2 separate regions of the Mus musculus genome follow, and region 2 is linked to region 1. The links are chromatin loops, found by intact Hi-C in ENCODE. Cell type or tissue: gastrocnemius. All regions are shown on one strand.

Region 1 (8,000 bases):
GCATGAACTAGCCGTGGCGGTCTCCTTGCTGTTCCATGGTCCCTGCCACTGCACACTTTCACCCGGCTCTGTGTCTCATCTTTTAAAACCAGAATGGGTTACATCACTCCTTTGCAGAAAGAGGCTCCCCTGCACTTAGAATAAACCGTTATTATGACCTTAGGTGACAGTCCCTGCCCAGATCTCTGCTGAGCTAGCCAGTTCCTCCTCTCTTGTGGCTCACCCATGCAGCACTCTTTCTGTTCCTGCTCACAGGACCTTCTGCCCGGGAGGCACTGGCCTGGAACTTTGCCTGGATAACTTGCTGGTGGTCATTTAGCTCTCGGCTCAGGTCTCCGTCTTTGTCAAGGGCTCTATCTGCCTAGCCTCAACTCTCAGCGTTCCTTTCTGGTCTCCTGGGCTCCCTGCTACAAACCCTATTCAGCCTTTGTCTCCCTGAGCGTCCCAGTTGATGTAGTACAGGGTTTAGCTGTAGAGACATCTCAGACTTATACATTTCATCTCTGCCAATTCCAGGCTGGGAGGCCTCAGGCATGTGTCCTGATGTCAGTGAGTCTGTCACTATATTTATCAATAACAGTACTCAGGGGGATAATAGTAGTATTTAGGGTCCAGCAGAGAGCAGTGGAATCCTGTCAGCAAAGCTGTCCAGCACTTAGATTACAGCAGGGAGGTTAGCTCCCAGGAGCAATGGTCAGTAATTATCCACCAGCTACCTGTTATTTCTGGGTACTCCTCCCTTAGCTTCCTCTCATGTGGCAGCTCTGAGGAATGTCCAGGCAAGGAGCATGGCTTCCTCTCCTCTGTCCTATTTGGACATTGTGGTGGTTTGAAGATGCTTGGCCCAGGGCGTGGCACTGGTAGGAGGTGTGTCCTTATTGGAGTAGGTGTGGCCTTGTTGGAGGAAGTGTGTCACTGTGGGGGTGGTCTTTCCTCGTAGCTTCCTGGAAGTCAGTCTTTTCCTGGCTGCCTTTGAAACAAGAGGTGGAACTTTCAGCTCCTCCAGTGCCATTCCTGCCTGGACACAGCCATGCTTCCTCCCATAATGATAACAGGCTGAACCTCTGAACCTGTAAGCCAGCCCCAGTTGAATGTTGTCCTGATAAGAGTTGCCTTGGTCATGGTGTCTGTTGACAGCAGTAAAACCCTAACTAAGACAGACATAGATGTATGAACCTCTCTGCCTCGAAGTGGTAGGTCAGCAGCAGCCTTCCACTTCTCTCCTGGGTCCACCCTCTCCATCTCAGGGGTGCTGACGCCTTATTGCTCCCAGTATCCAGTACTTTCACATCACAGCCGTTGATGAGGAAAAGACCACTAACACATGTTCTGGTGTTAGCAGTGTCTTGACGTTTAAAGATGCCGTGCTGAGTACTCGTGAGTGACTCAGTAAGGAGGGATGGCTCTTGCTGCGAAGCCCAGTGATCTGAATTTGATTCTCAGAAGCCACATGGTGGGAGGAGGAAACCATCATATGAGTTATGTTAGGGAGTAAAGCAGGACCTCACTGCCTAGCCCAGGCTGGCCATGAACTCATGATCTTTCTGCCTCTACTTCCAAGGGTCAGACGTACAGGTGCGCGTTACTACGCCCAGCTCAAAGCCTTTCGTTAAATCTTATTTTAAAATTTTCTTTTCGAGACAGGGTCTCATGTAGCCCAGGCTCGCTCATGCTTCCTATGCAGCTGAGAACGACCCTGAGCCTCTGATCCTTCTGCTTCTCCCGCAAGTGCTGGGGTCATAGGTAAATGTCACACGGCCACCACGCCACGCTTAAACCTTTAAGGGGCCGTTTCCCTACTTTTTTTCCCACATCCCTGCTGTCTGAGACTGAGTACCCCACACACAGCCCCTGGGGGTGATGAGAACTTATGTCTGGACTCACGAGAGACTTCCCCAAGCATGGTAGGCACCTTCCCTGCCCCCACCCCCACCCCATGCATCATCTTCCTGTTCCCAGGCAGAGGAGAGGTGAGTGTCTCCCCTGGCCCCAGAGAGCCTGCCCCTGGGTCTAGTTTTTCCCACCATGGAGAAAATAGCAAGAAAAACAGATGGGAGCTGATACCCTGTGCTGTAGGGTCGGCCGGGACCCGGTGCTGGAGGAGCCCCAGGAAAGCTTTAACCCCAGGGGCTTTGGGCAGGCAAGAGGGGTAAGGGGTGGAGGGGGAGGGGCCCCTTCTGGGCGGTCCTCTCTTCCATATGGGATGCTGTTAGTGTCCATTTCTCCTGTCATCTGTGTCCATATGTAGGTCTTGGGATGGACCCCGCTCTCAGAACTTAAGGTCACCTGGTTCTCCCTCCAGTTTTAGGGGGTGCCCTTCTTGGGCCAATCCAGTTTTTTCCCGTGTTAAAACAGAGGTTATTCTGAATCTGCTACCATCTGAGTCTAAATGACCCAGTTAACCTGCGTCCTGAAGGGGGTCTGGGCTTGAAAGTAGAAGACCTGGGCAAGTAGACATGCCAGTCCATATTACTGTCATTCTGTTACGTGCTACACGCCCACACAGTGTGGTCATGGCATTCCCCCGAGACATGGCTGCAGAATGGCTTTTCCGACTATAAAAAAAAGATCTAAGGGAAAGATTTGGATGCAGTAATGGGAAGCAGAAACCTTGACCCCACCCTCCCTATGTCTGCAGCCCCTCTGCTTTGGGAGAGGCCTACCTTGTCTAACCACCTTTCACCAGATGAGGGTCAGAATTGTACCCCGTAAGGTGGTCTGCCTTTCTGTGTTCTTTCCCTATACATTCTTGCCCTGAACTTGCTTCCTCGTGTCTAGAAGGCGCTATGGGGGATGGGGGAGGCACTTGAAGATCCGCATGAGTCAGATCTGTGTGAGCTGTTTAGATAGTACTAGGGCTGTGTTTGCTGAGCTCCTGGGAGTGCTGGGATGTTGCAGGTACGTTTGCCTAGGAGCTTGGTGGGGTAAAAGCCCAGGCTAGGGAGTATTAAGAGGGTGTTTTTGGGGTATTTGAACACATGTTATCTTATTCTTATATCATCGCTACACTCTGAAGCAGGATGGATTTGAGTTAGCAAGCAGCAGACTCAGTGCCTACATTCAGGTCTTCTGACTGAAAAAAAAAAAAAAAAGATAACAGCGACCTGGATGTTCTGCTGCAGAAATGAGGGAGGAGAACAGTTTCACTGTGTTGGCAGAGTGAGGCACCAGAGACTGAGCTAGCTTTATGGCTTCCCGATAGTCTGGGAACACAAGAATCCTGTTATCTATCACAGAGGTGGGAGCGGTCAGGACTTTAAAGGCGTTAGAGTCAGCTGCAGTCAGTCCTCACTTTCTTGGTTGGAATGGAGGGATTAGATAAGGGGTTCCAAAGGCCATTGCTTGCTGGCCTTTCAGAGGACCGTCTGCTTCCCCCAGTGATGCCCTCGTCTCTGTAGCCTGCAGGAGCAGGTGGATACCAGTGGGTCCCTATGGGTCCAGAAACAGAAAGCCACAGATTCTAATGGCACAGGACAGAAGAAAATAGTTGGAGCCCTCCCTTCACACCCAGTGCTCTGGAGGCCACCCCAGCCCTCTCAGGAGCTGCATTGGAAAATAACAATTGGGCAAGCTGCAGCCACTCTGCAGCTCCTTGGCACAGAGCTGGGCAGCCTTTGGCACTCTCTCCAGAGTGCCAGAGTGCCGGCAGAGGACACTGTGGCTGGCTGCTGGGTAGTGTGATTTTAGGGGAAGTGGGAAGCCCCCGGGGATATTATTAAAACCCTCAACCCTCGGTGACAAGAGAGGCTGTCACCTCTGGCTGATAGGCAGTCTTGTCTCACATGAGTCATTTCAAATGTGTGTGTCTTCTGTGCCTGCAGACCTGGAGAAGGGTAAGAACTCTACCTGTCTCCTTGTTCTTGTGCTGTCATCGATTCACCCCAAATATGAGCTACGTAAGGCTGGCAAGACAACTGAGTGGGTAAAGAAAAGCACTATCTGCCAGGCCTGACAAAGATCCCTGGGACCCATATGGTGAAAGGAGACAACTGATTCTCCTAAATTGTTTTCTAACCTCTACACACACACACACACTGAATGTAATTTTAAAAATTAAAATTTTTTGAGCAGGGGCTGAAGAGATGGCTCAGCTATTAGCCCTAGGCTCAGTTCCCATCACTATATACCTCAGCTGACAACATCTATAACTCTATTTCCAGAGAGTCAGATGTCCTCTTCCCTTCCTGCTCCATGATTACCAGGCACACACAGAGTTCACATACATGCAGAGGAAACATTCAAAATCATAAAAATAAAATAGTAAACCTTTACAAATAAAAAAATGATAAATAGGGACTGGAGAGGTGGCTCAGTGGTTAGAGCACTGGCTGCTCTTCCAGAGGACCCAGGTTCAATTCTCAGCACCCACATAGCAGCTCATGGTTGTCTATAGCTTTTGTCCCATTGGATATAACACCCTCACACAGACATACATGCAAGCAAAAACCAATGTATATAAAACAAACATAAATAAACCATACTTTTAAAAAGATAGACAAGTATGAGCTATGTAGAGGCAGGAATTTTTATTTTGTTCCCAGCACTGAGAACAGTGCCCCGCGCATCCAGAATGTCTGTTGAGAACAGCATCCACGCAAGTGTGCCAATGCGCGGATGGGAGGAAGTATGAAGTGCTAGCAGATGCTCGGCAAACACCAGGCTTTCTTCCCTGAGAATCATCCCAATTAGGCGAGCATTGCTGAGCTGGTCCTTGACGCCAACCTGTGCGACTGCTTGAGGGTGATGGGAAGCCGGGAAGCAGGAGATGAGATGCTCATAGCGGAAACAGAACAGGGCCTGGTGTCGAAAGGCTTCTGGGGACTCTTGCTTTTTCGCCACCTGGCTCTTCGGGAGAATGGGGACACGTTAGGAAGCCCGGGACAGTGCTGTTAGCTTCTGTGGGGCCTTGGAAAGGCTTTCAGAACTGTTTTCAACCTCTGTCTAGTTGGCTGTCCTTATATTGCCACCCTAGCACTGTTATAGTCCAGCGGTGAGAAACCAGGAAGGTCAATGTGAGGACAGTCAATGAGCTGTACTTGGGCCATTTGCTTAAGACTCTTGCTACTAGTTTCTGTTATTTTATTGTTTTTTCTTTTTTGTTTTGTTTTGGTTTCTAAGACATGTTTCTCTGTGTAGCTCTGGCTGTCCTGGAACTCACTCTGTAGACTGGGCTGGCCTTGAACTCACATAGATGTGCCTGCTTCTGTTTCCCAAAGAAACAGACCAAATGTGTGTGCCACCATTATCTGGCTCCCATTATATTTATTGGAATTCCTCTCTCTGCTGGAGGAGAAACGAGGCTAAATTGTACAAACTCTGGACTAATCTTAGATCCTAAAGACTAGGTCCCTGGGCTAAAGACACTCACTCTAGACCTTAGACGTGTAGAAGCCTCACCCCTAGTGGCAGGTGAGCCCCAAAGGAGGAGCCCACATACAATCATGGGGGTCACTTCTCATACCTTGTCCTTTTTCCCTACAGGTACAAGACAGTGGTGACTCAGCGGCGGGCAGCAGTGGCCATAGCCGGCTGCTGGATTCTCTCCCTTGTGGTAGGCCTGACACCCATGTTTGGCTGGAACAACCTGAGTGAGGTGGAACAAGCCTGGATAGCCAACGGCAGTGTTGGGGAGCCCGTGATCAAGTGTGAGTTCGAGAAGGTTATCAGCATGGAGTACATGGTCTACTTCAACTTCTTCGTCTGGGTGCTGCCGCCATTGCTCCTCATGGTTCTTATCTACCTGGAGGTCTTCTACCTGATCCGCAAGCAGCTCAACAAAAAGGTGTCAGCCTCCTCTGGTGACCCCCAGAAGTACTACGGGAAGGAGCTCAAGATCGCCAAGTCGCTGGCCCTCATCCTCTTCCTCTTTGCCCTCAGCTGGCTACCGCTACACATCTTGAACTGCATCACCCTCTTCTGCCCCACCTGCCAGAAACCCAGCATCCTCATCTACATTGCCATCTTCCTCACACACGGCAACTCGGCCATGAACCCCATCGTCTATGCCTTCCGAATCCACAAGTTCCGGGTCACCTTTCTGAAGATTTGGAACGACCACTTCCGATGCCAGCCCAAGCCCCCCATTGAGGAAGATATCCCAGAGGAGAAAGCTGATGACTAGGCTCTGCCTTGCTCCATCTAGCCCACACCCAGTGGCTCTCTGTTCAACCCCCATGTCCTCCCTGTTCCCCCCTGTCCCACTGTTCCTCCTCAGCCTTCCCAGCTGGGCTGTGGGCTGTGGACACCAGGGAGGCTCTGAAGAGATGCCATGGAACAGGGCCCCTTCTGTAAGGAGCTGGCTGCCCTGTACCTTGGGGACCTGGAGGAGGTTTGGAGTTGGGGCAGGCCATAGCAGGGAATTGGGTGCCCTCAGGTGAGAGGAGAGTCTTGTGTGCATCATTCCTGGCTGTTCTCTGAGCAGTTCAGAGAGCTGGGGTTAGAATATTCTGGCTCCTTCAGTCAGACAGGGGAGCCTACTATTAGGTGTTGGTGGCCCAAGGGACCAACTTCAAAGTGAGGAAGACAGTCCCTTAGAGGTGGATGAATAGAGAGAAATGGATATGCCGCCGCTTCGCTGTCTCTCCTGTTCTCTAGGAGAAGATAGTAAAACACAGGGAAGGAGACCTCGGCCCCTCCTCCAAGGATTGTGTTCTTGGCCACGCGGGTGCTCTCCTGACCCCGAGAAGCCCAGGGTTATACTTGGGAGACACAGAAAGAATGGGTCCAGGGATTGTCTCTCACATTTGCTCTATTCACAGCCTGGGACTCCCAGTGGGCCATAAAGTCCTTGGGAATAAAAATAGTGCAGAAGGTGCTGGCCTCACATAGCCAGCAGGGAGCAGCACTGAGCCCTTCTTGCCCTGAACTTCCTGGGAGTCTCCAATGCAATTTTCTGTCTGGGCCACCAAGCTTCACCAACTCTCAGAGCAGGCCTGGACTCTCCTGAGGGACACCATCTCTGCTTCCAAGCCCCAGGAGAAGAGCTTCCCCAGGAAGTACAACCCTTGGGAGCATGCTGCCTGAGGGGGGGAGGAGGGAGAGGAAAGCATCTAAGAAGATCCCAGGTGCTCCTGGGCACCTCTGGTGTGCCCAGAAGTGTGAAAGACCAGACCAGACCAGACCAGACCAGACCAGACCAGACCAAAGGAGACTGCTGTCTTCAGTGTGAGAAAGTGCCTTGCTGGCATTTAAATATCCAAAAGGCTCCTGGAGGTGGCTTTAGCTCAGGAGCTGTGTTGCAAATAGAGTGTAGGCTTTTGTGGAGGTCTCAGGTGGGACCAATCCATGTTCTGCTGAGCCTGGATGTCTTCCTTGTATGGACAGCAGGCAGGGGAGGGTGTCAGGTTCTCCCCTCCTTGGGTGTGAATATTGACTCCAAGTCTTGATTCCAGGCTCTTCCTTCAGTTGGAGGTAAGGTGTCCCTGGCTCTCAAGGAGGACCCTATGTCTAATAAAAGATTGTGAAGCCCTGTGGGGAGTGGGGTGCTGGCACCCCAGCACTGCCAGAGGGCAACCAAACCACCTCAGCGGAGAAGATGTAATGGTGGGGGTGGAGGGGAAGCTGGGAGAGGGCTGTGGAGGCAGATGGAAAGTCCCAGAGATGGTGTGTCTGTTGCTATAGTTACACATTTAGGGTAGCACATTGTGAATCAGAAAGCAAGATCCAGAACACTCACATGTCTAAAAAAGAAAGAAAGAAAAAAAAAGAAAAAAAAATGCCCCGTGTCATGTGAGACCCTTCCTGCTGGCACTTTTCTAATCTTGATAGTGTCTCCCCTTCATAGTAACATAGTATTGTTCCATCCGTCATGACACTCATTGCCACAGAAACCCCATGCTATAACACCACACACCTTTATTTGAATACTTCTCATACAGTGTACAACTCTGAAGAGGGTGCCAGTCTCTGCCCCTTCTGGGCCCTCTTGAACCCAGAAGGTATGGCCTGGGGCCTGCCAGGCCTGATCCTGGGTCTGGACCCAGCGTCTGATGGAGGGGGCC
Region 2 (8,000 bases), 94 kb before region 1:
TAGTTGTCCTAAATATGCCTCTGGCAGGCTCCCCCTGGGGAAAGGCCCGCCTCTTCCCTACAGTTCCGGTTGATGAGGTTTTCTGTATTTGACCAGCTTCTCCTTTTGTAAGAACTGTGAATTTCATAAACTCTGATTATATTGCTCTGGGCCCAAGCCTTTGTCTCTCCAGACAGACCGGTCTTAATTCCTTTAGCCTTCCCTAGTGCAGTCTCGCTGCTGCCCCTGATCATTTTAGCTGCCCTTGTCTGAACTGTTTGCAGCTGTCAGATCGCTTTTGAAACCCAGCCACTAGCTGTGCTGGCTATTCTGGGAGCAGACACTTTTTGGCTTGAGGGAGGGTGGGGCTGTGTTGTCTCTTGGTTCTGGATGGTGTGTTGGCCTTCGGGGACAGTGGCAGCCCACAGGGCCAATGTGTTTGCAGACTGTTTGCTGTGACCCCTATTGACCAGTCAGAACGCATAGCTTGGAACCTTTCTTTTCCAGTAAAAGTTTGGATTTTTTCCAAATGCAATTTCCCTATACTTGCCTACCTCTAACTCCATTTGCAGGTTTCCTGCCCGCCAGCGCCCTCAGAAGGGCTTCTGCAGTTGAGATCTAACTATTTAACCCTCACTATTCAGAAGATATTTGAAATATTTTTTTTAGATCATTTGTAAGACATAACATTGCCATTTCTGACAAACACTATTCCTGTAGAACTCTGTGGTTGATATTTTCCCCCAGGAGTGGACTTTCTCTTTCTTTGCTTCCTAAATCAGAATGCATATTTCTTCTTTCTTTTCTTTCCTTCCTCATCTCTCCTCCTCTTCCTCCTCTTTTTCTTCTTCTTCTTTGTTTTTTGAGACAGGGTTTCTCTATGTAGCTCTGGCCGTCCTGGAACTCACTCTGTAGACCAGGTTGGCCTCAAACTCAGAGATCCACCTGCCTCTGCCTCCTGGGGTCCTGGGATTAGAGGTGTGCGCCTCCATCACCCAGCTGACCCAGTATGGAAGCCTCCATGAACAACCTTGAGAATATCTGGTGACAGAAAGTTTTGAAGACCTCTATTTTTTTCTTGCTTTCTTTTGTATTTTATGTGTGTATATGCATATGTGTGTGTATGTGTGGGTGCCTGCATGTATGTATGTAGGTGTATCATATGTATGCTGGTGTTGCAGAGGCCAGGAGAAGGCTTCTGGTTCCCTGGAACTAGAGTTATAGGCCGTTGTCAGCCGACTGCTTTAGGTGATAGGAACTGAACCCAGGCCCTCTGCGAGAGCAGCAAGTACCCTTAACCGCTGAGCCACCTCTCTACCCACTCTGGAAGTTTCCCTAATCAGTAATTTTAAGGAGTCTAGAAAAATGTGTGCATGCCTCTCAGCTCAGGGCTCCCGCTATCCTCCACTGGGCTTCTTTTAGTTCAAGTTTGTAATTGACCCACCTGACAGAGATAGGTTGGTTTCCTTCCTCCTAGGAAGGCTTGTTTCCTGTGCTGTGCATGCTTGCCTCTCTTGCTTCTGCCCCCACCAAAGGGTAGCAAGCCATGACTTCTCCTTTAGAGACAAAATGTAGGCTTTTAAAATAATAATTTTTATCTGCTCATATATTTGCATATATTTGTATAATTTATTTTGAACATTTTTGTCTACTTTAGCCTCTTTCCAGTTTCCACAAGTGCCTCCCTCCCATGTTCCAGTCCTCTTTCTTTCTTGTTATTGATAACTCCCCGAGTCCAGTTAGTGAAAATAGTTCCCCCCTCCCAATACCTAAAGCCTGTCTCTTCGTGTGCTCCATGATCAATTTTTAAAAATATATTTCCCTCCAATTTGCCCTCTATGAAGGAATGCCAAGGTTAGCAGTTTGGCTTTTAGTAGGGCACTCTTAGTGATTTGCTGGAAGCAGGAGCCTTGGGAAGATGTGTGAGCTTTCCAGTGGTTAAGTACACTAGACCCCTGCCCTGTCTCTGCCCTTAGACACTGGGAAACAGCTGAAAGATGCCATGAGGAGGATGCTGAGGTGGCTCAGTGATTAAGGTGCTTGCCACAATCACAATGTGAGTTCAGTCCCCAGAATCCACATGGTAGGAGAGCACCAATTCTTGTGTGTTATTCTCTGATCCCATGCATTTACTGTGGTGTACGTACCTCCCCCAAACCCCATGTAAAATAGAAAAGAAAAGAAAAAGATGAGGCTGGTAAGCTGGCTTAACAAGTTAAAGCACTTGCCACCAAGCCTGATGACTTAAGTTTCATCCCTGAGACCTACATAAAGAGAGAAGCAACTTTTGTGATTGTTCTCCAACCTAGGAAGTGCATAGTTGCAGATATGCTTGCAAAGACACATACACACTGAATAATGTGTGATAATATAAAAACTGAATTAATGTAAATTTTAAAAGAGTAAGATAGCATCGTTAACTAGAGCTCCTCTCTCTCCCTCTCACCCTATGGGTTTCAGGCCCGCCAAGTGATGGAGAGAGAGTTCAATAACCTGTTGGCCTTGGGCACAGACAGGAAATTGGATGACGTGAGTACCTGGATATGAATTCAGAGCCTTGGCTGTTGTTGGCTGTTTGATTAGAGGGTCATGAGAGCTCCTGCCCCAGGGCTGAGTGGTGGCTGGCCTAATGGAGGAGAGCCAGAAGAGCCAGAGAATGGAAGCTGTGAGGAGGAGGAGGTCTGTGGTTGGGTAGAAGTGGTCTGCTGTGGAGAAGTCTGAGGGACTGAGATAGGAGTCATTGAGACAAGAACAGGGGTCAGTGGCCGTGTTCCTGCTCACTCTACCTGTGTCGTGGGGCCTGTGCAGTTCTGAAAACACAGGCTGGAAGACAGTGAGCTGCGGCTCTGGGGAGTGTTGGGCAGCCTGTGGGATTCAGGCTCTGGGAGCCCACTGCAGAGGTGATTTTGGAGGTTGGCATTGATGGGGAGCAGATAGTGAGGGTTGCTCTCTGTATCCTCTGGAGAAGCCTGTCTCTGGCCACCTGACTTATCATTGTCCGTATGTTCTGGTCTCACTGGGATAGGCAGCGTGAGAAATAAATAGGTTAGACAGATGTTGGAATTTACACTTTGAAGATAAGAAAACTGAAGCCCGGAGCTGTCATGTTGCTAGTAATGTGGCAGGAACCAAGAAGGGCATCCCAGAAGTCTTCATCCCAGGTACTGCTTTTCTAGCAACCTGGGTAGTATTTTATATTGAGGACCCAGCAGGACAGGAGAGCAGTGCTGGGGCTGACCCATGACTTTCCGGAGAGAGTCTGGAAAGAAAAACATGTTAGGAAAGCAGTGGGCTGTCTGAGCTCAGTTTGGGGAGGTTGGGGTGGGTAGAGCAATGGAGTTCACTGCTGGCCCAGACCTGATAGGAGAGAGGAACCTCCTGCTGGATCTTTGAGATCCCTTGAAATCATCTTCAGCCTCCATCTATCCTACACGCAAAACCACTAAGGTCTAGAGAGGGGGAGTTCAGAAGTAGTACCCCTTAGAGCTTTAGGGACTGGGCTGGCAACTCCAATATGCCCCTTGGTGCAGGGAGAAGAGAAGGTGTTCCGCCGAGCACCCTCCTGGAGGAAACGCTTCCGGCCTCGGGATCACCATAGCGGTGGCATGTTGGGCACCTCAGCGGAGACCCTCCCGGCGGGCTTCCGTGTGTCCACGCTGGGTCCGCTGCAGCCTCCACCTGCCCCGCCTAAGAAGATCATGCCGGAAGGTGAGTGCCATGCTGGTAATGGGTTCCTCCCCGCACCCTGGAGCCGAGCGGGCTGGAGAGGGGCGAGGCCGAGGCTGAGCTGCACTAACGCTGCGGTGGGGCGCGCACTAACCCGCGCTCTGTGTGTTCTCCCGCCGCTGCCGACTCCTGCCAGCCGGGACGGCGGGGGCGCAGAGACTGGAGCCCTCTACGGTCCGGACCTACTCCTGCTGACCCCCCCCACCCTCCCGCCCCGGGTCTGACGGGGGTGCGCCCCCGGCTCGGGGTAAGTGGGCCAGGCTGTGGCTGTGCTCGCCCCGTCCTGCCGCCGCTCCGGACCGCCCTGCCGCCGCTCCCTCGCTGCAGCATCGCCCGGCTTGCCCTTCCCGCTTCGCTTCGTGCTTGGCTGCATGCCGCACCTACCTGCTGCCCACCCCGGGAACCACCTCCACTCACAGAGCCTGTCTCTCTCTTCTCTCATAGCTCACTCCCACTATCTCTACGGACACATGCTCTCCGCCTTCCGGGACTAGCCACGGCCCCCAGGGCGGGTGTCCTGGTTTCACAGGCTCAGCCGGCCCTGACCCTTCCTGCTCGTTCCCTTTCTCCCTTGGCTCCCAGTCTCTCCTCTGTGATTTTCCAGTTGCCCGGGATCTCAGAATATGCTCATCCACTCCTTCATCATCCCACTATCCGAGTCCTACTTCGTTCCCCCTTTGTAAGTCTCTGGAGGATGTGACCAAGGTCTCCCGTGAGTGTCTGTCGGGCACCCAGGTTGTAGGTGTTTGAGATTCTGTAGGAGGGAGGGAAGGACAGCACCTGTGGCCACCTTCCCTCTTCCGGATCTGTTTTGGTCTGGACTATGGGCTCATCAGGCCCAGGATCCCGGACCAAAGACTGAGATGACCCTTCCAATAAAAGGCCATTTCGGACTCTGTCCTGCTTGGACTAATTGGCCTTCTGGACCCCTCCACTCTGGCCGTACCCGATGGTCTGAGTGGTTTTGCCACCTCCTCTCTCAGTATCACTCCCTCCTCCCCAAACCCCAATCTCCAGTGTCTGTAGCTCTTGCCTGCAAGTCTTGCTTGTGGGGTGACGAGGGGTGTAGAATACCCCGAACCCTCTTCCAGGACAAAGCCAGGAGTGGAGCTGAGGAAGACTAAGGTAGAAACTCTGTGCCCAAGCTGACACAGAACCCCAAATGTGTGGGAGGAATGGACCCCAGAGCTTTGGGCCCAGGGTGAGGGCAAGGGGAACTCTTCAGCCCCTTGCCTAGAGAGATGGCCTGATGGCCTTTTGTGCTTCCCCCCAGAGGGCAGTGGGGATGCCTCCAGCCCCAGCCCCAAATGGTGCTGCTACTGGATCAGATTGTGAACGGTTAACTCTGCCCTGAAGTGGGGGTGCGGGAATGGGGAGGCTTCCCCTTTAGTGACTCATGTCCCAGGTCTAAGAAATCTAAAGTGGACTGAGGCAGGCTCCCTTGTGTGTCCCTATACCCTCCAGCCCTCCTTTAGGGTTCTTTTGGGGGTAAGGGGCTAACTGCTCAAGAAAATCTTGATCCCCTCTCTTGTCTCCATTATTTTAATTGCTTTTTCTGGCAGCACGGTGGGGACAGGGCAGATTTATGAGAAATATCAATTGCCCCTCTCTTCTGGACCAATTCCTTAACCTTGGGAAAGCTCAGGGCCTAGTATCAGGGTGGGTGATAGAACCCGAAATGGAAGAGGACGGGAAAGTGCCTGGGCTGTGCTTGTGACCGGCAGTACAGTGCCATCCTGGAGGTGACTGGAGTAGCTGCTTTGCCATTTCATCACTGGGATTCTGAACAGGCGCCAAGCTAACAGGTGGAGAAATGAGCCAGAACTCCCTGTCTGAAAAGGATGCCGAGCCTTGTGCTCAGCAGAGGGAAGTTTGGCTAATGGGCTGATCGAATGAGCTAACATGGGCTGGGGCAGGCAACTACCCGTCCTCAAGCCCGCTGTTTCTGTCTCCCTACCAGACAGGCCTCTGGGAATGGAGAGAGAAGCAGCTGAGTAGAACATGAACTAGTTAGAGCGAGAGAACCCTTGGTCCTGAATAGTGGAGTTATAGAGAAGGGCCAGTCCTAAGATGGAAGGAGCCCTACAATCTGACTCCTTCTAGGGACTCTGGGGCTAGCTTTGTGGGAGAGTCAGCCCTGCCCCTCCTCTCCCATGTGACCCTGTCATAGTTTGCAGTGTCCTAGGTAGCACTTGGGGAGCCAGGTGCATTCAGGGTCAGTAGGGAGGACAAAATAGGGGGCTCTACGTGCAGTGAGGAAAGGCTGCTGTCATGGTGTGGCCCTGCCTCACTGTCAATATCTGTTTTCTCTGGAGAGTCCACCAGTGACCCAAGCTCTCCCTGCCAGCCTCCTGTGTCAAACCAGGTCCCTTCTCAGTACTGTATTGGCTCAGTGCTTTCAGGAGTGAGTGTGTGAGTGAGTGTGTGAGTGTGTGTGGGCGTGAGCGGGTGTGTACGTACCAATAAACATCCTGGTTTTAAGACAATGTACAAATGGTGTCAGTTTCTTCCTTCCTTCCTTCCTTCCTTCCTTCCTTCTTAAATTTTTTAAAAAAGATTTCATTTATTTTATGTATGTTATTAGTACATTGTCATTGTCTTCAGACACTCCAGAAGATGGCATCCGATCTCATTACGGATGGTTGTGGGCCACCATGTGGTTGCTGGGGTTTGAACTCAGGACCTCTGGAAGAGCAGTCAGTGTTCTGACTCAGCCCCCAACCCTGCTTCTTCCTTCCTTCCTTCCTTCCTTCCTTCCTTCCTTCCTTCCTTCCTTCCTTCCTTCCTTCCTTCCTTCCTTCCTCTCTCTCTCTCTCTCTCTCTCTCTCTCTCTCTCTCTCTTTCTTTCTTTCTTTCTTTCTTTCTTTCTTTCACACTAAGTTCATTTGCTGTGTCCAACTTTACTTCATGACCCTTGGCACTGCTATGTTCTGAGAAGGAAATATCGGGTTTGAAACATGTAGGCAATACCCTTCTGTTTATTACATACTCACAGGCATGATGGGAAAGTTAGTGTTTGGGTGGCTTGTGCTAAGGGCTTATAGTCTGGGGTGAGGGTGTGAGAAAGCTGCTGTTAGGCTTGGTCGGTTTTCTTTCTCATCTGTCCAGGCTTACTCTATTTGGACCCTTTCACGCTGAGCCTGCTGCCACTGCCGCCCAGCTTCCTCTGTATATCTCAGCATTTCAGTAGCTGTCTTAGTTAAGATACCATGGCCAAGGCGACTTATTTTAAAAAAAAAATCATTTACTTGAGTACTTGCTTACAGTTTCAGAGGGTTAAAGTCCATGACCATTATGGTGGGGAGCAGGACAGGCAGGCAAGCGGGCAGGAGAACTAGCTGAGGGTTACTTACTTGTTGAGACAACAACCAAGAGGCAGCGAGAGCTAACTAGGATGGCGTGAGCTTTTGAAACCTGAAAGCCCAACCACTGACACTTCCTCCAACAAGATCACACCTCCTAATCCTTCCCAAACAGTTCCACCCACCGGAGACCAAATGTACTGGCTGATTTTGTGTTTCAACTCGACACAGGCTGGGGTTATCATAGAGAAAGGAACTTGGTTGGGGGAGATGCCTCTATGAGATCCAGCTGTGGGGCATTTTCTTAATTAGTGATCAAGGGGGAAAGGCCCCTTGTGGATGGGACCATCTCTGGGCTGGTAGTCTTGGTTCTATAAGAGAGCAGGCTGAACAAGCCAGGGGAGGCAAGCCAGTAAAGAACATCCCTCCATGGCCTCTGCATCAGCTCCTGCTTCCTGGCCTGCTTGAGTTCCAGTCCTGACTTCCTTTGGCGATGAACAGCAGTATGGAAGTGTAAGCTGAATAAACCCTTTCTTCCCCAACTTGCTTCTTGGTCATGATGTTTGTGCAGGAATAGAAACCCTAAGACACCAAGCATTCAGATATGTGAGCCACTGGGAGCCATTCTTATTTAAACCACCACCATAGGTCTCCATTACTTTAGTTCAGGGTCCAGCCCCTCCCCTGGGCAGCTTTAAGAAGCTATTCATGCTCCCAGAGACTTGAAGTACCGTGGTTGGGGGGATACACAGGGGAGCTTGGAGGGGGAGGAGAGTGGAGGTGGGTAAAGTGTTGTGGGAGGTGGTTACTGGGAGGGAGCGGGATGTAAAGTGAATAATAAAAAAAACATACACACACAAATAATTAATTTAAAAAATTATTCATGGCTTGGATCCCAGGTCCCCTCTTGCCACCAGTTTACATAACTCAGAAATGTTGTGTTCACCAATGTCCTTTGTAGAAGGCCACTCAATGACTCTTTTCCTTGCCTTT

The links. A loop is a pair of places that touch in the nucleus more often than their neighbours do. Peaks named below come from ENCODE experiments on the same cell type or tissue, not always from the same donor. Only the 100,000 strongest peaks of a DNase experiment are listed, where the experiment ranks them.
Region 2: it touches region 1 in a loop (1.8-fold over the local background); 3 of 42 quality-filtered maps call a loop at or near these places.

The regions. Positions count from the first base shown.
Region 1 is chr1:134,201,072-134,209,071 of GRCm38, reverse strand. It overlaps Mybph (myosin binding protein H), which reads right to left. Exons shown (of 11, transcript NM_016749.2): 11 at 7,840-8,000. It overlaps Adora1 (adenosine A1 receptor), which reads left to right. Exons shown (of 2, transcript NM_001008533.3): 2 at 5,482-8,000. The coding sequence ends at 6,121. Among named protein-coding and RNA genes, the nearest start is that of Mybph, 12 kb to the right of the region's middle. In gastrocnemius, a CTCF peak has its summit at 6,820 (motif pointing right); DNase peaks (open chromatin) are centred at 3,596 and 6,838; H3K27ac peaks cover 1,192 bases.
Region 2 is chr1:134,294,978-134,302,977 of GRCm38, reverse strand. Ppfia4 (protein tyrosine phosphatase, receptor type, f polypeptide (PTPRF), interacting protein (liprin), alpha 4) reads left to right here. Exons shown (of 29, transcript NM_001374777.1): 27 at 2,440-2,508; 28 at 3,510-3,687; 29 at 4,150-6,195. The coding sequence ends at 4,199. Gm32267 (a long non-coding RNA gene) reads right to left here and starts at 3,544. Exons shown (of 3, transcript XR_387416.3): 1 at 2,766-3,544; 2 at 1,424-1,535. In gastrocnemius, no CTCF peak of the experiment used is centred here; DNase peaks (open chromatin) are centred at 3,788, 4,047 and 5,498; H3K4me3 peaks cover 2,520 bases; H3K27ac peaks cover 5,666 bases.